2 separate regions of the Homo sapiens genome follow, and region 2 is linked to region 1. The links are chromatin loops, found by intact Hi-C in ENCODE. Cell type or tissue: HepG2. All regions are shown on one strand.

Evidence for each region. A loop is a pair of places that touch in the nucleus more often than their neighbours do. Peaks named below come from ENCODE experiments on the same cell type or tissue, not always from the same donor. Only the 100,000 strongest peaks of a DNase experiment are listed, where the experiment ranks them.
Region 2: it touches region 1 in a loop (16-fold over the local background); 1 of 110 quality-filtered maps calls a loop at or near these places.

The regions. Positions count from the first base shown.
Region 1 is chr3:41,115,551-41,120,550 of GRCh38, reverse strand. No RefSeq gene overlaps it. Among named protein-coding and RNA genes, the nearest start is that of CTNNB1, 81 kb to the left of the region's middle. RefSeq lists an enhancer at 2,869-2,998. In HepG2, no CTCF peak of the experiment used is centred here; DNase peaks (open chromatin) are centred at 2,960 and 3,460; H3K4me3 peaks cover 805 bases.
Region 2 is chr3:40,717,283-40,722,282 of GRCh38, reverse strand. It overlaps LOC124909370 (a long non-coding RNA gene), which reads left to right and starts at 1,282. Exons shown (of 2, transcript XR_007095888.1): 1 at 1,282-1,531; 2 at 4,694-4,905. It also overlaps a transcript of LOC105377043 not described here. In HepG2, a CTCF peak has its summit at 2,180; DNase peaks (open chromatin) are centred at 1,692 and 2,172; H3K4me3 peaks cover 519 bases.

The DNA.
Region 1 (5,000 bases):
CTGGGACACATATGCCTCGTTCCCTCCCACTAATTATGTATGCATCTCCTATTGCGGGAACTCCAAACCCTTCACAGAGGCACACACAAGTCTCTAAAAAGGGATGAGGAAGGAGCCTTTGGGAGCCCAGGGAAAGGCGGGGGAGAGTGAGAGAGAATGAAGGGAGAGCAGTAAGACAGGAGATAATGATGTGGCACCTTCGGGACCCAGTGGCCCCGGGAGACACAAAAAGAGGAGGCTGGGGAGTGGGGAGAAGGAGGAGAGAGAGACCAGATGGGGATAAGAAGCCCGCAGGGATAAGCGGAGGGAATCCAGACAAACAGAAACAGAAGGAAGGAGGAGGATTGTCGATGGGAGGAAAAGGAGGCAGTCATTTCCTTGCTGGATAGTAAAGGAATGGGGCACAGCACCCTTCACCCCTCCCACAGGCTGCAAATAATTCCTTCTTCCTGTGCCCCAACCCCACCCTGTGTTTATAAGAGGAGCCATGCTTGATTCTGTTTTGCAGTCATCTTTGCTTCTAGCGGACAACTCCTGGGAAAAGTTTGGAAATCTTACAATTGTTGCAGGCTTTCACTGCAGTCTTTCAGCTTGTCAAGTGGTCACTTAGCAGATGTGCTAGGTTCATCAAGGGATCTCTGGGTCAGTCCTCTTCTGCTCTCTGGAAGGTTTGCCTTTGAGTGATTACCAGTCCACGTGCCCCATCTTTATCTCCTCAGACTCCACCAATCTGGACAGGGTCCCCTAATGGTTTCTTCCCTGGTCTGAGATCCCTGAGAAAGTGTGCAGGCAGGCAGACAAGGCAGCCTACAGCCCTTGCTGTAGCATCTTCCAAATTTAAACCAACAAGGAGGAGGAAGGGAAGAGGGCAAGAGCTTTGTCCTGCATTCCTGGTAGCCTGTATGGCACCACCATGGAGGCTCCTGCTGTGCTCTTGGCAGCTGCCCATCTCCCATGGCACCTTTTATTTCCATATACCTGCTGACCTCAAGCATGCAATTTTTTCCTTTTTAAGAGACAGGGTCTCACTCAGGCTGGAGAGCAGTGGTGTGATCATAACTCACTATAACCTCGTACTCCTGGGCTCAATCCATCCTCCCACCTTAGCCTTCCAAGTAGCTAGGACTACAGGTGCAGGCCACCATGTCTTGCTAATTTTTTCATTTTTAGTTTTTTTGTATTGATGAGGTCTCATTATGTTGCCCAGGCTGGTCTTGATCTCCTGAACTCAAGTGATCCTTCTGCTTTGGCCTCCAAAATTGTTGGGATTATAGGTATGAGCCACCACAAGTGTGCAGCCACATGTCTCTCTCTGCCTAGGGACTTTGACCTGGGAGCAGCCCTAAACCAATGACTGGTGTGCAAATGCACCAGCTTCCTTGTCCCTTGGATGGCACAACTCTGAGGCATGTCCTATCCAGTCTCCCAGAGAGCCATCATGGGACTGAGCCCAGTTGCGCACAGAGGCATCTTGATCAGGAACACCCCCTGTACTGTCCTTTCCTTCCCCGTCTCACTTTCCTTACTATCCTATTGGAATTTCCTGGGATTACCTCCCAAATAAACAATGTGCCTTCGAACTCTAATCTCCTGAGGGCACTAGCCCAAGGCAGGGGCTGTGTGGTTGGAGCAGCTCCTCCCAGATCACGTGAGTGGAGGGGACGTGAAGGGCTGTGTCACCAAGGTGTTAGCACTTCACAAACGAGGGGCTATTTATCATCCACTGGTTGGGGTTTGGGTTTCCTAGAGACCACTCAGACAACTTGCTGGTGTTTCCACAGTGATGTAGTTTGGATATTTGTCTCCACCCAAATCTCATGTTGAATTATAATCCCCAGTGCTGGAGGTGGGGCTAGTGGGAGGTGTTTGGGTCACGGGGGCGGATCTCTCATGGCTTGGTGTAGTCTTTACGATAGTGGTGAGCTCTTGTGAGATGTGGTTGTTTAAAAGTATGTGGGACCTCTCCCCTAGCACTCTCTCTCTCTTGCTCCTGCTCTCACCATGTGACGTGCCTGCTCTTGCTTTGCCTTCTGCCATGAGTAAAAGCCTCCTCAGCCTCCTCAGAAGCAGATGCTGCCATGCTTCCTGGACAGCCTGCAGAACTGTGAATCAATTAAACCTCTTTTCTTTATAAATTACCCAGTCTCAGGTATTTCTTTATAGCAATGCACGAATTGCCTAGTACACACAGAGACTGGCAGGAGCTACCTTAGGTAACAAACAACAGAAAAACAAGAAAACAGTGGGAAAAGAATATGCACAGTAACTTTTGCACGTTGACGGACATACTTTGAGAATTAACAACCCAAATCGAGTGAAAAGCCTTTAAAGCAAAGTATGGGCATGGAGAGAACTGACCTGGCTGACTCTGACCCTTCTCAAACTCTGATCTGTGACGTGGATGCAGGCAATAGAAACATGGAGTGTGGCTGCCTCTGACCCCAAGGAGAGTGACCCTGGGGTCTTAAGAGAGGAGTTGTGGTGTCTGGAAAGAGTCTGATCATTGGAGGAGACAGGCTAGGGTGGAGTCCCTGCTCCCCATGCTCTAATTGTGTTTACCCTGAGAAAAAGATTTAACTTCTCTGAACCTCAGTTTCCCCATCTGTAAAAGGGAGGCCATAAAACCCCACAGAATTGTCATGAAGATTAAAAACAACATAATGCCTGTCTGGCAGCTAGTATCAGTCAGGCTTCCTTTTCTCTTTTCTTTGTCCTTTCAGGGAGCCGTACCCTTGGCCTGACTGAGGCCAGGTTTAGGGGAAAAGGAAGCGTGTCTCAAGTGCCCCGGCCACAAGGTCAGGCATTGGGTTGGCCGACTACCCCAGCTCCCCACATGCAGCCAGTCTGCGTCAGTGGGCGTGGGAAAGAGACGTAAACGCTGAAGGGCACTAAACACGAGTTAGACATGCCATTCCGCACCACCAACACATTTCAAAAGTGCACATCACAAGGCTCTTGTTGAAGCCCTGGCGGCCAGCCAGGGTCAGACCACAAAAGGAAGTTGTTTCCTCGCTGGAGCTGCTGGGCGGCTGGGCGTGGTCAGAGCGCCACATCATTGCAGAATGCAGGGCTCTTTGGTGACTTCCTGTCCTCCCATCCATTTTTTTCTCCTATGGGCCCTGCTGCACTGCCCTGGTAATGCCCCAGCCAGCCAGAAAAGTCAGCATTCACCTGACCTTTCCCTATGTCACAGAAATGGAAGGTCTGTGATATTCACATGGGCCCTGTTGCAGTGGCCACCACAGCCTTCCAGGCCTCTACCTTGGCTTTTTCTCCCCTTGGAGTATAAGGAAACGGTTATTTTATCCACAGTTGGTAGCAATCACATTTCGTCTGTATCATTGAGGTCTGAAAGGCAGCCACGGGCCCCAGAGGTGGCAGAAGGTCTGTGATGCAGCTGGAGTAAGTCAGGCCTCGTTCCCAGCAGACAATCTGCAAATATTTATTGAGGGTCTGCTCTGCACCCAGGGCTGCGGGGCACACAGAGACGCCCCGTGTGAGACAAGGAGCTTGTGTTCTGACTGGGAAGGCCAGACTGACACACAGGAAACCAGGGGGTCCTGTTGACCCTGAGCTATGCTTTTAATGCACGATTGTGTGGTAAGGTGTAGGCCAAATACCAAGACATTGGTCTTAGGCTCCGTGATCTGGTGCATTCTCAGAATCTGGAGAAGATTGTAGAAGTTAATCTTGTTTTGCCCAGGGGCTTTCCTCCAAGCAGCACTAAATCCACTAAATCCCCACATGGTCTCTAGCCCCTTTTCTCTCATTGGTCTTTTTGCCCTTTATCTTTAACTCCACTTAAGTTTTATTCCTTCAAACTAAGACTATAAACATTCAGAAATTGTTTGCACTTATCAATTAGTCCTCAAAAATACCTTGCAAGGGACGTCCTGCTATTTTTCTTTTCCAGAGGAGGAAACAGGCTGAATGTGATAAGTGGCACAGCCAGGATCACAAAGAGGGTTGATCTGTCCTGTGTGGTCCCTAACTCTTAGGGTTCTCATAGGTGGGGTAGAACTGGAAAAGATGCTGGCAGAGTCAGCTCTGTGCTTGGGCTTGCAAGAATGTCAGTCCATGGAAGCAGGATCCTCAAATATCACATAAATAGACTCTAAATCCTAAGAAATGAAAAAAATGAAACTAAATTCACAATTCCTATATGCCTACCCACCTGAGATAGCTACCTATTTGGATAAATACCTATATATACTTTTGCATGCATTGAAATATTGTGACTCAAGTAATGGGACAGTAGAAAGTGCTTTTTAATTTATCTTTATTTTTTATTTGGAGACATGATCTCACTCTGTCCCCAGGCTGGAGTGCAGTGGTGTGATCATAGCTCACTATAGCCTTGAACTTCTGAGCTCACGCTATCCTTCTGCCTCAGCCTTCTGAATGGCTGGGACTACAGGTGTGTGCCACCATATCTGGCTAATTTTGTTGTTGTTGAGACGGAGTCTTGCTATATTGCTCAGGGAGGTCTCTAACTCTTGGGCTCAAGCAATCCTCCTGCCTCGGCCTCCCAACACTGGGATTATAGTTGTGAGCCACTGCTTTGCCTGTTTTTTTTTTTTTAATCTTGAGTCATTGAACTCTCATTGGTTGGACTATGTACTGACATTTGCACCTAGAACTAGTCTAACTCTTTTAGGGCTCCCTTAGTTTTACTCAGCCCATTTGCCATTCTTGCTCTGTACAAGACAACTTCTGTTGTTGGAATTTGAGTCCAGTGTATAGCATGTCTCTTCTCCACCTGGATTCTGAATCATTGAGGCAGATCTAGAAAGCCTCTGGATTGACAACGGAAAATCAGCATCCTCACCAGCAAAGCTGATGGTAGAGAATGAACCTTAGCTATGTGGCAACTGTGGATATCAAAATACCAAACTTATGATTAGACAGACTTACATCTCAAGCAGGCTTTGCTGAACCATTGCAGTCCTCCCCAGGTGGGGGCCGACCCTACATTTGGGGAGCAGGGAAGAATGCAGGTC
Region 2 (5,000 bases), 400 kb after region 1:
TTTTCAGGCAGGACCTACCTTCTACCATAAGAAGGTCAATTTCAGAGCAATTCACTGATGGCTGTGTAGAGATCCAGCCAAACAATAATGTACATGGCTCTGCCTCCTCACTGGGAAGCAAGAGGAGGAGTCTCATAACATATGTACCGTTGTTTCTATAATATAATTTAAAAAGCTGGTGGGAATTCCATTTAGCCACCTCAGCACTGTTCACTCAATGGTTCTCAAATATAATGTGCATAAGAAACACCCTGATGTTTCACAAAATGCATATGCCTAGGAAACAAATGACAATGTCAAATGGAGTAATTAGGGAGCATTTAATGAGAACTATTTATAAAAGTGCAGGAAAAACTAAGAAAAACACAAAATATGGTATAAGAGTGGAAGCTGTTATCATCCCTATGTCTCAAGGACCAAGGAAGGAAACCAGGAGAGAAGAGTTATCAGAGACACCTGCCTAAAAGAGCTGTGGCCTTGGGTAGAGGGACAAAGCAAAAGAAAGCCAGGGCAGTAAGCACCGGGACCTCACTCTCCTCCTGTCTCTACTGATGCCCCTCGGCCAAACCCAACCAGAAGCCAGAGAGCAAGGAAGTCCCTTGATGCAGCCCATTCAGTCCACACAAGCCAGCCACCCAGGCCCAGGCTAGGGTAGAGAAGTGTGGAAAGTGGATCTGAAGAGACAAATAGAAAACATCTAACCCATACTGCATACAGACAAAGAGTGGTTACCAATCTGCTGGCTTCACTGGATTGTCTGGTAAATTCTAGATGCTGTGGTTTAATGGCAATATTGGCAAACTGGAGATGAATTAGATAAGGTGATAACAGTGCTGAAAGTTAAGCCATTTTAAGAATGACTTTATTATAACACAAATCAGAATATTGAGTCTGGAGACCACAAGATTTGAGAGGAATAACCATAGCTGTGTGGTTTAAACTGTTTGATCTGATTTGACCCGTTTTGATAGGTTTAACTGGTTTGAACTGCTCCACAAATGCATGTCAAATCTTTACTTTTTCTGATTAATTACTTAAGTAGACACAAACATTATTAACATTTAATTCAGTATATTCCCCTTGAGGCTTCGCAGATGCCCACACTGGATTCCCAGGGGGGTTACTCAGTTACAAAGGAGTCAGCCTTCCCTGATGCAAACGGGAATCCCAGTCACAAAACAGTCAGCCTTCCCTGATGCTGCAGAGAGGGAACTGGAGTCTGGGTATCCCATGGCAACCACTGTTTCTCACTGCAACAGACTATGGCTGTTAGAGCTTAGACCCACACTATCCCATGGGTGCTCATCCACAGGGATGATCCCTATGCAAGTATAGAGGCTTGCAAGCTTGGGCACCAAGGTAGTAACTCTCTTTTAGTCCACACGCACACCTCCAGTCTCTTCCCCAGGGTGGAAACAGGCCACAAGCTGGCCCCATTAGTGCCCAGGCAGGTCTGGTTCCAGGCCCTCATGCAGACTGCGAACCACTGTCTCCACTTCTCCATCTCCGCCACCTCTCTGGCTGCCCATAGGTAAGGCTGCCTTATTTTCAGACCTTTAAAATGTAATACATCTTGAAAACATGCTTCTCCCTTAACAACTGAGGCTACTTTCCCTACACATAGCCTTTGGGGAAAGCTACCCCCAGGGGCATCAAAGTGGTTTCTAATGAAGCTAGAAACTGTGACATGTGACATAGAAGATAACGTCCTCTCACTAAAGAAAACAGAGCAAAGTGCAATCTGTAGTAAGGTGCCTTGTTGGCGACACATCTGTCCACAGAGCCCCCTACACACATTCACAGAATAATGTCATGAGGGTCCTCATATTTTGGAGCCACAGGAGCAGAAGCTTCAAGAAGTAAAAGGTAAAAGGTGACAGATTTCCATTCAACACCAGAAAGAAATGCATAACGATTAAAGCTGTTTCAGAAAACCGGGCCTTAGTGACTTTGGGAATTTTGCCTATCATATATGTTAAGAGGGGTGGATTCATACAGGTGCGCACCAAGTCAATTCTTGCCTCCAGAGAATTTGTCTGAGGGGCATAAGGCAGAGTGAGAGACTGAGGCAAGTTTTAGAGTAGGACTGAAAGTGTATTAAAAGTTTTAGAGCAGGAATGAAAGAAAGTCAGGTACATTTGGAAGAGAGCCAAGTGGTTGACCTGAGAGATCCAAGAGCTCCATCTAGCCCTCGATTTGGGGAATCATTGGCATGATTCCAGGGTTTGCGTTTCTTCTCCCCTGATTCTTCCCTGGGGGTGGGCTGGCCACATGCACAGTGGCCTGACAGCACTTGGGATGAGCCGCATGTGCAGTATGTTTACTAAAGTTGAGTGCATGCCCATTTGAGGTGTTTTTTTCCCTTACCAGCTTAGCGTTTCCAGAAGAAGGTCATACACCAGTTAAACTCCGCCATTTTGCCTCTTAGTGCGCATGCTTGAGCCCACTTGCCCAGCTCCTGAAATCTTACTGGGAAGCTGCTTATCACCAGTTTCAGGTGTTTTCTATCTATTGGGAGACCGCCGTTCCCTGGCGCCAGCTGTGGCCAATTATTATTTTAGAGAGCTAGTTTAACAACTACCTGACCATCACCTGACGGTTGCCTGACATTCTTTGGATAGTGGGGAGGCCCTCTCCTGCCCTGCTCATGTCTGCTTCGCTACCTACTCTAACATATGTATCACAAACTAAGGGGAGGAGATGGTTTACTGAACAAATGGTGTTGAGGAAAATGGCTGTTTTTGAAGGCGATAAAAAGTTATATCTAATCTAGACTTCACAATAAATAAAAATTAAGATGTGTGAAATATACACTAAATATTTTTAAAAGGACATAAACATCTAAATGTTAAAAAATGATATTTAAGTTATTTCAGGATGAGAAGGAGTTTCTGTGAATAAATATAACAAAAGATCTCATGTAGAAAGGTTTAACTACATAAAATTTAAAATATCTACTCTAAGTTTTGTAACATATTTTATTGTTTATCTATCCCTTGTTGGAGGCAGGGTCTGTATAGACACCAAGGACCTTAACCAGCTCTCTTTTTCTCTCACACATAACAAAACAATAACAAAAGGAAAATTATAAACCAGGAAAGAAATATGAAAATAAATGTAACAAACAAAGGTTATAATTTAAGTCATGTTAAACTCTTTTAAATTAATCTTGAAAACATCACACCAATAGGAAAAACATGAGCAAAGGAAATGTAGTGTTAAATCACAGAAGGATGAATATAAATGACCAATATAAGCATATGAAAAAATACATTCAACTTTTCTGTATCAAAGATACAGAAAACAAAACAATGATGAGATGTCATTTTTCAATTATGAAACTGACAGGTTTGTAAAATGAGGAAGTAGGCCAAGTTGCACCAAGAGAGGCTCTCTTATTTAAGAAAAAAAAGGCTTAGTTTTGCTGTAAGCTCCCTGTCCCTCAAATAGATTAAAGAGAAGCTGGCTACCAACCCTCAGAGATGTGGCAGGGAGGATTCTAGGCTAGGGGAGAGGTTAGGGCCAGTAAGCGCAAGCTTTCCTCTGCTTCTCTGGCTTTCAGTGCTGTGTCTCAGAGCTGGATTCCCACATAGCTGACATGAAAGCAGAGACTTTCCAAAAAACAGGCTCTCCCAGACCTCACTTTCTATCTTTTCTTAGCTTAATGAATCCATTGCTTATAGGTAGAAGCTTGTCCTCAAAGCACTAGCATATGGGTGGATGTGTTGAAGATCTAATTAAGGACAGGGTCCAGTTGTCCAAGGTTCTGTGATATAATGTATACCAAAAAAAAAAGTCTGCCTATGTTCTCTCAGTCCAGCCCTTTTGTGAGTAATGACTTAGCACATGTGGCCTAGCAAGAGGGTGCCCAGGAACAAGCCCAGTCAACCTGGCATGGTGTGAGGCAGCTTCCTGCATTCCTCCAAGGAAGCAATCTCAGTACATGGCAGCTATTGCTGCAAACCAGAAACCAGTACCAGCAGGTTCAGTATGGAATATTGATCCATAATTACGCTTTACTTAAAAGATAAAATGAGTCTTTCTCCCTCTCTCCCCACCCTGTTTCTCCCTCTCCCCTTTGCCCTCCCCATCTCCTCCCCACCCCTTTTTTTGTCTCTGTCTCTCTGTCAATGTACACTAATCTCTATCACATACACCAGTAAGTATGTCAGGCTGAAAACATTCCAAATTGTGCAGCTCTCATTGATTCTCTTCTAGGCCATCACTGAACCATGGTGGCTAGCATGATTCACTTCCATGCTCATCCCCAATAATGTTAAACTTCTCCCCTCAACCTCAAGGTCGATTTCACTCTTTGACTGCATCTAAAAATGTTATGATTTTAAATGTCCTAAAAATTAGCTCTGTCTTCCAGCCTCCAGGGAGCAATGGTTAGTGAGTGCCTTGACTAAGGTGGATTTGCTATTTTAAAAAAAGAAAGAAAAGAAAAAGAAATTAGCTGCCACCTTGGCTACAGTGCAAATGCCAGTCCCTGCAGGATTCCCCTTTTCCAACCTCCCCACCACAAGAGCCAGAGGATTTTTCTTTGAGCTCCTTGACAAGTCCAAACCCCAAGAGTACTACAGACCTCAGCTGGGTAGGGGAATGCTGTGGCTGTCTATCCCCTGTTAGGGCGGGGTCTGTATTAACACTGGGGACCTTAGCCAGCTGCCTTTCTCTCTCTCATACTCAGCCTCCAGGTCCACTTGTGTTAAAAGTGTGTCAATCAGCAGACTCCAGGATTCCCATACAACAGAGCCAGTCTGCAGTGCTACCCAACTTCTTGCAGCAATCAAGACCTGGTCAAGATGTTTAGAGGCCTTAAACACTGAGACTGTTAAGATGTCACCCTAGTACGTATCTCAAATAAAACTACTACACAATAAAATATGTTAGAAAATTTAATGAAGTTGCCACTTTTTTGTAACTTCTTGTTTTTTTTAAAACAACAACAAAAAAGATGTTCTATTATTAAACCTTCATAAGTTGTTGTTATTAAA